2 separate regions of the Homo sapiens genome follow, and region 2 is linked to region 1. Evidence: read pairs that join two places in POLR2A ChIA-PET (ENCODE). Cell type or tissue: PC-9. All regions are shown on one strand. Each heading gives the region's core, and the rest is flanking DNA. Links, peaks and the distances in the headings are about the cores only.

Region 1 (5,384 bases), core at 83-5,082:
TAAGGGATCCTCAGGCCTCAGCCTTCCAAGTAGCTGGGACTATAGGCACATGCCACCCCACTCAGCTTCGCCTACTCACTTTGTATATGAATAAACAAAACTGGCTCTTCCATGAACAATTGACATAATTATTGAAATACTTTTCATTTTTGTAGAGACAGGGTTCTGCTATGTTGTCCAGGCTAGTCTCAAACTCCTGGCCTCAAGCAGTGCTTCCAAATTGGCCTCCAAAGTGCTAGGATTACAGGTGTGAACCATAGTACCCAGCCAGTTTTTTCTTTTATGCATGATGGGATCATGTTTAATACAATCTTTGGTGGTTCTCAAGTTTGCACATTAGATTCACCTGGGGAGCTTTAAAATGCCTGAACCCCATGGAATTCAGATTTTAATTTGTGTAGGGTGGTACTCAAGCATTGAAACTAAAACAAAGAAACAAATCAAGCAAAGCAAAACAAAACCACCAAAAAAACTTGTAAGGGGATCCTATTGTGCAGCCAGTGTTGAAAACCACAGATCTGGTTGAACCATATGAAATTACCAACATAAAAATGGCAATATCATATGGTATAACTGAATAAAAGGATAAAGGAAAAAAAACAGCATGTTTGAAAAAAAATGTGTTGAGATGGACGCCTATTTGTAAGTTTATTTGTATTTGCCTTTAGCTAAATGTGTGTAAATATACAGTTATACATATATGCATTTCTCAATTTCATACCTTGCTTAATGGGTGTAGATACCAAAAGATAAGAATAAAACACATACAAGTTGGAAATTTCTGGGCCATGAAAAAAAAAACATGCAAAATCACATTATTGCCAACATGACTTACTTGATCCCCATAAGCATGACGACCTATGATGATAGGTTTTACCCATCCACTCACAAGCCGGGGGATATTTTTGCAGATAATGGCTTCTCTGAAGACCGTGCCACCCAGAATATTTCGTATGGTGCCATTTGGTGATTTCCACATTTGTTTCAACTTGAACTCCTCAACCCTCTTCTCATCAGGAGTGATAGTGGCACATTTGACGCCAACATTATGCTTCTTTATAGCTTCTGCAGCATCCTTGGTGACTTGGTCGTTGGTGGCATCACGATTCTCTATGCCTAAATCATAGCTTGAAAGAGAAAAATTAGAAGCAAAGTTTTTCAGACAAATGGATAGTTATAACCTACAACTGCAGTGATGGCATATAGAGCTCATTATGCAGAAAGCGAAGGCTCTGAGTACACCAAAATCTGCCAAGTTTTAGCACTGGCACACCCTAAACACAGAAGATGGGTGCCAACTACAAAGAGAACTAAGAGAGGCTAGACTGCTGGGCTGCCCCTCCTCTTGTAATGGGAAGCTGTCTATCAGGAAAATGAATGGAAACCATCAAACTCTGCCCTTTGCCTCCTGTTTTTCACCAGATAGAGGCAATAATGGCCTGGTTTCTCTCCATATAATTAGTATAATAAGTGTAAGTCTAAGGACCACCTTTTTCCCTTAGTAAATATTGCTCTTTAAAAATAAAAGGGGGTGGGAGGGGTTAAAGGATTTTTTGTATTTTGACGTTGAAGTGGTGGGAGGTAAAGATGTGACAGTTGATGCCAAAAATGCGAATGACTACTTCATTAATGCCAGTTAGTCATAAAATGAGCCTTTCCCTTTTTTTTTTTTTTTTAGATGAGTCTCGTTTTGTTGCCCAGGCTGGAGTGCAGTGGCACGATCTTGGCTCACTCAACCTCTGCCTTCCTGGGTTCAAGTGATTCCCCCGCCTCAGCCTCCCCAGTAGCGGGGACTACAGGCATGCACCACCATGCCCAGCTAATTCCTTCTGTAATTCTTGAGCAAGTGTTTGCTCTGGAAACAAGCCTACAATTTATTGGGTAAGTAAAGGAATCCATCAATGGTTTTCTACATACCAGAGAGTAATAGCTTAATATACACCAACACAAAGATTGCAGGTCATTCAGAGCTGAAAGAATGTTAGTTGTCCAGGGAGCATAGAAAATGACTGCAAAGCTTTATTTGAAGCATGCAATAGTTTGTTAAAAAGCAAGAAAACAAAATAATGTTTTGTTTATTCTGTTCTCCAAGGATTTAAAAGGTTTTTCAGCTCTTAAAACCTGCCTCTAGATTTCTTTTTGGTTCCCTTATCTTCCTTTCTTAGATCTCCTACCCAACTCATGATGCAAACAAAGAGATAGTAATCTTGACATATTTCCAAATAAAAATAACTTCCAACTGCTTCGACTTTAGATAATTCATATAAATCTAACAAAGTCATGTCCTTTGTTATCTTCTTGCATAGGAAATGTTGATCCAATCCCAACTCCAACAGGAAGTATGATCAGTAGTTTTCAAGTTCCTAGGAACCATTTCTCATAAGGAGAATCTATCAGCAAATTATTAGATTTTTTGCTTGTCTTCTTAACATTTCTAAGAAGATAAGAAAGGAAGGAACAAATTGCCCAGACCACTGTCCAGCCTACATAAAACAAACTACCTGCTCCATTCTCCTGAAAAAGAACCAGTCAGTGATAATAATAGGAATTTTGGAAAAATTTAAAACTTGTTTGAGCCTCCAAAAATTATCTAGTCTGCAGCCACCAAATTTTTTCCTCCTAGTCATAGTGACTCCCCTTTAAAACTCCTCATGATTCCACACTAAAGAGGCTCAAAGCATCTTTAGTTGCAGCCATTATAAGGAAAAGAACCCTGCCAGTTCACCTACTGTCATGTAAAGTCCTGAAACAGGAGTTCCTAAGATGCTTTTTTTTTTTAACCTAGTTGGAAGATGTTTTTATGCCTAATTTCTTATGTTTGGTTGACTTCTGCAAGTATTTATATCTTATCATGATTTCAATATAGACATCAGCAGCTTAGGTTTAGAACAATTAAAAAGTATGTTTAATGACATTATGTGAATTAAATGTCTCCACTCAAACAGGTCCTTAGGACAAATTTTGATGACTAATTCTGGGCTGAGGCAAACACACTTAGAGTTGCCAATAGTTTGGCTGAAACGTGTTGCTCAATATTTTTCTATGCCAGTCTTCAGCCACTTTACCCTTTTAAAAATTCTATCTCTACCTAAAGGTACAAAGAACAGAAGCAAGTTTATGAAAAACACAGCGAAAAAAATGAGAGAATTACATAGACTTTTGCATCTGTCCCCAGGCACTTTACACACAGGGCAAAGGGACACAGGATTTAAGGGAATTTTGCTGGAAAGGAGGGGTTCAACTAAGAAACATCATGAATTCTTTCTGCACTACAATTGTATGAAAAGGGCAAAAGGTGAGGCATGAAAAGGAAACAGGTCCATTGACTAAGTAAAGTGATAGAAAATTGAGTTTGAAATGACAAAATTGTGTTAACTGCATTTAGTTTACTGTTTCTTACATCCTCTCTTATTTCCCTTTTCTCAATACATTGTACTATTCTTAGCCACTGTTTTATTACAAATAAAACCTTCACAGGAAACAGAAGGTTAGAAGAATCTGAAAATCATTCTTTCCCTTATAATTCTTGACTTTTAGATGATAAATCCAGTTTTTCTAGCAGTATGTTAAAATTAGAAGATTCATCTGAATATATTTAGGCTTAAAACAAACTTTATTCACAAAACACAGCTATATCTATATAAAAAAAGCTAACTTCACCTCAAAATAATTCAGATTATATTCTTTTTTTTTTTCCTGTTTCTCCTTCCCTTTTTTTTCCTTTTTTTTTTAAAGTGATGGGGTCTCACTCTGTTGCCCAGGCTGGACTTGAATTCCTGGTCTTGAGGGATCCTCCTGCCTCTGCCTCCTAAGTAGCTGGGACTTCACGTGTGCACCACCATGCCCAGCCAGATTATCCTTTCTGAGTTTGCTACACGGAGGGGTAACTCATTTACCTATGTAGATCCAATTCCACGTAGGGAAAAATGAGTTTCTCTTTAATCAATTCCCAAATGATTCGTGTCATTTCATCTCCTTGCATCTCTACCACAGAACCGCCACTGATTTTTTTGGACATTTTGACTTCAATAAACCTAAAAAGAAAAAAAAAATACATGCCTTGTCATTTATTTCATTATAAAGTGAAATATATAAACAACGTAGTGTTTATATAAACAACGTAGTGACTACTAAAAGAACAATTCATGCAATTCAATTTATGTGTAGTTGAATAAAAAGCTAGTAACAGCAATTCTATTTACCATTAGAATTGAGTATCTTCTCTGAACAAAGTATTGTGTTATGTTTCACACGCGGTTTCTGAGCTAGCCCTCATAACAATCCAAAAAAATGGCCATCATTTCCCCATTTTACTTTGTTAAAAAAAAAAGAGCTTTCCCAAGGCCACCTAGCTAGAGCGTGGCAGAGCCTGACCCTATAACGTGCCCTTCATAATGCAATCATTATTCTCAACTACTGGTTTGTCTTAAGAAATGAGATTATTTCCACAATCTCATGTTTATTGAACACTTCAGTCCAACTCATCATTTTACTGGGCTCTCAAGATGTCCAGAATGGTGAGTGCTAGCATTTCTCCTCCTTTAAGAGGCTGTTTTTGTTATTTAATAAAAATAACTAGCCATGAGGAGATTCAGCTGGTTCCTGTGACCCATATTCAGGGAAACTTTAAGTCTAAAAGCGAGACGAAGAATTCCTGGTGGAACTGTTTTCCTAGAGATAACACAGACATTGGAGATGTGGGGCTAAATACAACAAAGTGATTTCTCAATTAGAAGAATCTCTATACAGTAGGGCCACTGCCCAGGACCCAAGCATGTCCCTGTCATCTTCTTCTGGCTGTTCACAGGCAAGGGTAAGCTGCTAGTGAGTGGGATAGGACAAACTGTGCATTGTCCTAGGAAGACAGCACTTTAAGGATAGGGTGTGGGGGTAGCATATACAAATCAATCTGATTCTCAGAAAGTGCAAGGTTGGACGCTTTGGAAGAAATGAAACTGTCCCAGCTTGTCCCTAGAGGCAGAAGAAGCTCTGAGCCTGCTAAAAGTTATCTATTCCTTCTAATGATGCTCTAATCGAAACTCTTTTTTAATCCAACAACACAGCTGCAAATTGCTTTTATTCTCTTAAGGACTAAAAAAGTCAAGAGAATTGACTTTAAAGAATTATTAGATAAGAAGCCTAAAATAGTCTTTCTTGAAAAATTGAGCTAAAGTAATTTGGTCTTTAAATAAAAATGTAATGATTAGTAGACAGTAAGCGTCTGTTTCTTGACAAGCCTGGATGTATTTCCAATCCCCAGGCCCATTTTCACTTCCCAAATTCGCAATTCTAGAATTCTTCTTACTAGTGTTTAGGAGATTCCTTTGGGGGAACCTTCTGGAACTGAACTAGACTAAAAGAAATGAACAGAATGGTGTGGATGA
Region 2 (5,384 bases), core at 113-5,112, 57 kb before region 1:
ACCAAGAGGATGGGAGGAGTTTACCTTCCCCAGAGTTTTTTATAGCATTTGGCTGCAGACATAGGAATCAATTGACTAAGCAAGGATTGCTGGGGAAGCTAGTGAAACTCTGGCTCCTACATAGTTAGGGTGCCCCAAAGTACCCAATGACCCAAAGATCATTCTACTCGATGAATGTCAATACAAAACAGTGGCAATCCTGAAGAAACATCACCTGGGTTCAAGCTAGCACCATCTTTCTAATTATAGATGAGATCCCTTTCATGTGCGTCTGTGTGAAGAGACCACCAAACAGGCTTTGTGTGAGCAACATGGCTGTTTATTTCAACTGGGTGCAGGCGGGCTGAGTCCGAAAAGAGAGTCAGCAAAGGGTGGTGGATTATCATTAGTTCTTATAGGTTTTGGGATAGGCGGTGGAGTTAGGAGCAATGTTTTGTGGGCAGGGGGTGGATCTCACAAACTACATGCTCAAGGGTGGGGAGAATTACAAAGAACCTTCTTAAAGGTGGGGGAGATTACAAAGTACCTGCTTAAGCGGGGGGAGATTACAAAGCACATTGATCAGTTAGGGTGGGGAAGAAACAAATCACAATGGTGGAATGTCATCACTTAAGACTATTTTTACTTCTTTTGTGGATCTTCAGTTACTTTAGGCCATCTGGATGTATATGTGCAAGTCACAGGGGATGTGATGGCTTGGCTTGGGCTCAGAGGCCTGACAATCCCTGCCCACACGCCTGCCTCCTAGTCTTAAACACTTGCTCCCTTGCTTAAAGCTTGTTAATGGTTTCTGTCTGTGTCTCCTCTATACCACTAGACTAGGGGCAGAGTTTGTTCTTCTGGCCCATCTACGGCTGGGTGTCTGTTATTGACACCTCTTAATCTTTATTTCCACTCCTTTCCACTGGCCAAGTAAGTCACTTGATTACCTGAGGTCATATTATGAAAGACACTAACAAAACCCTAGATATAGAATTTTCTAAACTAGTTGTTCACTCCATATTGAGTTTATATTGTACCTAGACACTTCCGGGTTTGGTGAGCCTGAAGTTTATACATTATGGGGACCGTCTTTAATAAAAAGAATGCAGAATTGTAAATATGAAACTAATACAAAATTGTATGTTTATTTAGAACTATTAATTACAAGTTACAAATTTTAAAGAGCTGAAAAATACCACAAACAAAAAATCAGTATTAATATTTTCATGATTACTAACTGCCTAACATACACTAAAATTCCTTTTTTTCTTACATACTCTTTGATTATCTGTTAATAGGACCAAGGTTTCATAGTATTTTCTATAGAGAGAATTAAAAAATAATTCAGTCTCTCCTCTACTATGACTGTTTACTTTTATTTATTTATTTATTTATTCATTTTTTTGAGATGGAGTTTTGCTCTTGTTGCCCAGGCTGGAGTGCAATGGTGTGATCTTGGCTCACCACAACCTCCGCCTCCCGGATTCAAGCGATTCTCCTGCCTCAGCCTCTGGAGTAGCTGGGATTACAGGCATGCGCCACCACGCCCGGCTAACTTTGTATTTTTAGTAGAGACAGGGTTTCTCCATGTTGATGAGGCTGGTCTTGAACTCCCGACCTCAGGTGATCTGCCCGCCTCGGCCTCCCAAAGTGCTGGGATTACAGGCGTGAGCCACCGCACCCAGACAATTTTTTATTTTTTAATTAATTTTTTTTTTTGTAGCAATGAGGTCTCACTATGTTGCCCTGGCTGGTCTCAAACTCCTGGGCTCAAATGATCCATCTGCCTTGGCCTCCCAAAGTGCTGGGATGACAGGCATAAGCCACCACGCCCAGCCATTTTCAATTTATTCTAATATTTTGTTTATAATTAAAACTAAACTGTAGGCTGGGTGTGGTAGCTCATGCCTGTCATCCCAGCACTTTAGGAAGCTGAGGTGGGTAGATTGCCTGAGCCTAAGAGTTCAAGATCAGACTGAGCAACATGGCAAAATCCTGTCTCTACAAAAAATGATAAAAACTAGCTGGGCATTGTGGTGTGTCCCTACAGTCCAAGCTACTCAGCAGGCTGAGGTGGGGGGATTGCTTGAACCCAGGAGGCTGAGGCTGTAGTAAGCTGTGATTACACCCCTCCACTCCAGCCTGGGTGAAAGAGTGAGGCCCTGTCTCAAAAACAAACAAACAAACAAACAAACAAACAAACAAACCAAAAAAACAGAAAATAAACTGAGTTATTTTTCTTTTTGACTCCCTATTGTTGATACCTCATTATAAGGTGTTCCACAATTTCTTGATCAAGAGAGCTTTTCACCCAAAGGCAACCTTGGAGAACTTCAACCTTGACCTTGCTAGGCTTGTTCATCCCTGTTAACTCCCTTACCCCTGCCCCCAGCTGAGGCTGCTGCAGCTGGTCCAACTCAGCCAAGTGTTCATCGATCCCAATAGTCACCTTCCCAGCTTCAGTCCTTGAAGGCAAATAGAAGGTCCACGTGTGCAGTGGTCTATCAGGGGCTGGTCATTGCTAAGACTCACATTGATGGAGGTAGTGATGGCAGTGTGCCTATCCCGATGCCATGCCAGTGAGTCAGGAGTTGGGCAGGACTGGTTTTACAAGGTACAGATCACAAAGACCCGGCTGATAAAATGATATGTAGTAAAGAAGCCAGTCAAAACCCGCCAAAACCAGATGGCGATGAAAATGACCTCTAGTTGTCCTCACTGCTCATTATATGCTCATTATAATATATTAATATGCTAAAAGATACTCCCACCAGCACCGTGAAAGTTTACAAATGTCATGGCAACGCCTGGAAGTTACCCTATATGGTCTGAAAGCAGGAGGAATTCCCTCAGTTCCAGGAATTGCCCACCCCTTTCCCAAAAAACTAATGAATAATCCATCCCTTGTTTAGCATATGATTTTTAAAAAACATAAAAATAAACATAAAAAACCCACAAAAACATAAAACATAAAAAAACATAAAAATAGCCAACCAGCAGCTCTGCCTATGGAGTAGCCACCCTTTTATTCCTTTACTTTCACTTTACTCTGTTGGCTTGCTCTTGAATTCCTTAATGTGCGAAGGCAAATATCACAGGGCCTTTGGTGTTCAGCCTGTGACATCCTTTCTGACAACAAATGAAGGGACAATGGAGACCTCCCCCTGAAACCCAGACTAAAACCAATTGGCACCATTCAGACCTGATGGGTGGGTGAGTCTCCCTTTGTCCAATTTCAACTTGCTACTTTTTTTTCCCCTTTGATTTTGGCTCCTCTGTCCTTTCCTATGTTCGTTATTTTAGACAGGTGGGGAAGTGGCTGTGAGACCTCTGGCTTGGTAGCCTGATTGCAGTCTTCTGTTGTGTGGGTGCCCCAGACATGCAGCATGCCTGGCAAGTCATGTCCTTTGTAACCCACCTTGTCATCCCTTCTCTTGAACCCAAAAGTCAAAGAGATCAGATAATGCAATGCAAAACAGAGCAAAGCCTTAGATTTTGAGAGGAATCTATCTACTTAGAATTCCTGGGGTTCCGGCCCAGCGCCGTGCCTCACGCCTGTAATCCCAGCACTTTGGCGGGCGGATCACGAGGTCAGGAGATCGTGACCATCCTGGCGAACACGGTGAAACCCCGTCTCTACTAAAAATACAAAAAATTAGCCAGGCATGGTGGCGGGTGCCTGTAGTCCCAGCTACTCAGGAGGCTGGGGCAGGAGAATGGCGTGAACCCGGGAGGCGGAGCTTGCAGTGAGCCGAGATTCCGCCAAAATTGTGCCACTGCACTCCAGCCTGGGCGACAGAGCAAGACTCTGTCTCAAGAAAAAAAAAAAAAAAATTCCTGGGGTTCCATGAGGAAAACAGAATTTTTTCCCAAAACGGAGTCTGTGGCATGCTTTCAAATATAAACAGACTGCTTTAAGGAGTCAAAGTTGACTTATAGAGCCAATAAAAGCCCCTTGGGAAAACTGGCCTCACACCTTGTCTATGCAGTCCCTGTACAGGGTTCTTGACTTGTGGTAAGTAAAAATGTCACTTTCTGACAGGCCCAGGAGCCCCAAGTTACCTTGGGACCTCGAGAGGAGAGGAATTCACCCAACTCATAAAGGCGTTTGTTGGCACAGATAAATCTGTGGCTGGGCTCAAGACCTTAAAAAACCTAATCTGAGATTATTTATGTAACAAAGTTCCATCAAAGCCTATTTACAAAGAGCCTATATGGCAGATAATTATTCTTGCTGCCCTTTATGCAAAAATCAGGCAAAATATAATAAGACTAAAACTTATTTTGCAAACAAATTGGTCCTACCACGATTTATCTTTTATAAAAATGAGAGACTTCAGAGAGAAAAAATTATACTACAAAAAACTATAGTACACGTGTTGTTAGATTCTAGTCTTGACCATTGTTTTTTGGGTTTTTATTATTGTTCAAAATTTGGACTGACTCCTAAATTCTTTCTGGGTTACAAGTCCCCAAACTGTTTTCAAATTTTTCTTCCATTTTTCTGAGTAAATTCAAAATCACTACTACCTTCCTCCTGAGGCCCTGCAAGCTAAAGCTTATTCCTTGTGATATAGATGAGAAAAATGTGTGAGGTTGCCGCTGCCTTCCTGCTCTATAACTAAAGATGCTTTGAGTCTAACCCCTGGATAGACTGTGCCCAAAATTAACCTTTGTTTTTCTTCTGTTCTCATAAAAATGCCTCTTACTAAAAATCTGTTTGTTTTTATTTGATTTTTAGAAATAATTATTATTTGTTATATTCAACAGGGGTTCATCCTGTTAAAGTTTATGTCTTCCAAGTTATAACAGTTCCAGACAAAAATAGCTGGCCTGAGGGTTCCAGCCTGTGCCACTGCAGAAAATATTGAGTTCCTATATATCATTAGATCGGATGGTGAGAGCTTTCTATGCCTCCAGAAGGAGGGCAGGTAGGGACGATGGCCCCTGTTCAGCATGAAGCAGTTATGGAAGATGAGACCTTTATCTTCCTGCAACCCTTTAACATTAAAAAGGAGTATAAGATCTCTGAATGGGGGAGGAGATAGGAGTTTGGCAGGACTGGTTTTGCAAAGCACAGGTCACAAAGACTCCACTTATGAAATGAGATGTGGTAAAACCGTACAAAAATTATTAGCCGAGTGTGGTGGCCTGTAGTCCCACCTACTCGGGAGGCTGAGGCAGGAGAATTGCTTGAACCCGGGAGGCAGAGTTTGCAGAGAGCCGACATCATGCCACTGTACTCCAGCCTGGATAACAGAACAAGACTCCATCTCAAAAAAAAAAAAAAAAAAAACAATCAAAACTGCAAAAATGATCTCTGGTCATCCTCACTTCTCCTTATACCCTAATTATAATACATTAGCATGCTAAAAGACACTCCCACCAGTGCCATGACAGTT

What was found. Peaks named below come from ENCODE experiments on the same cell type or tissue, not always from the same donor. Only the 100,000 strongest peaks of a DNase experiment are listed, where the experiment ranks them.
Region 2: POLR2A ChIA-PET joins it to region 1 with 12 read pairs; 7 of 35 experiments call an interaction of 5 or more read pairs at or near these places.

What each region holds. Positions count from the first base shown.
Region 1 is chr2:208,247,534-208,252,917 of GRCh38, forward strand. IDH1 (isocitrate dehydrogenase (NADP(+)) 1) reads right to left here. Exons shown (of 10, transcript NM_005896.4): 3 at 3,897-4,034; 4 at 836-1,127. The coding sequence starts at 4,018. Among named protein-coding and RNA genes, the nearest start is that of IDH1, 4.8 kb to the right of the region's middle. In PC-9, for the core only: no CTCF peak of the experiment used is centred there; a DNase peak (open chromatin) is centred at 2,998; H3K4me3 peaks cover 2,781 bases; H3K27ac peaks cover 3,006 bases.
Region 2 is chr2:208,190,259-208,195,642 of GRCh38, forward strand. No RefSeq gene overlaps it. Among named protein-coding and RNA genes, the nearest start is that of C2orf80, 2.9 kb to the left of the region's middle. In PC-9, for the core only: no CTCF peak of the experiment used is centred there; a DNase peak (open chromatin) is centred at 2,563.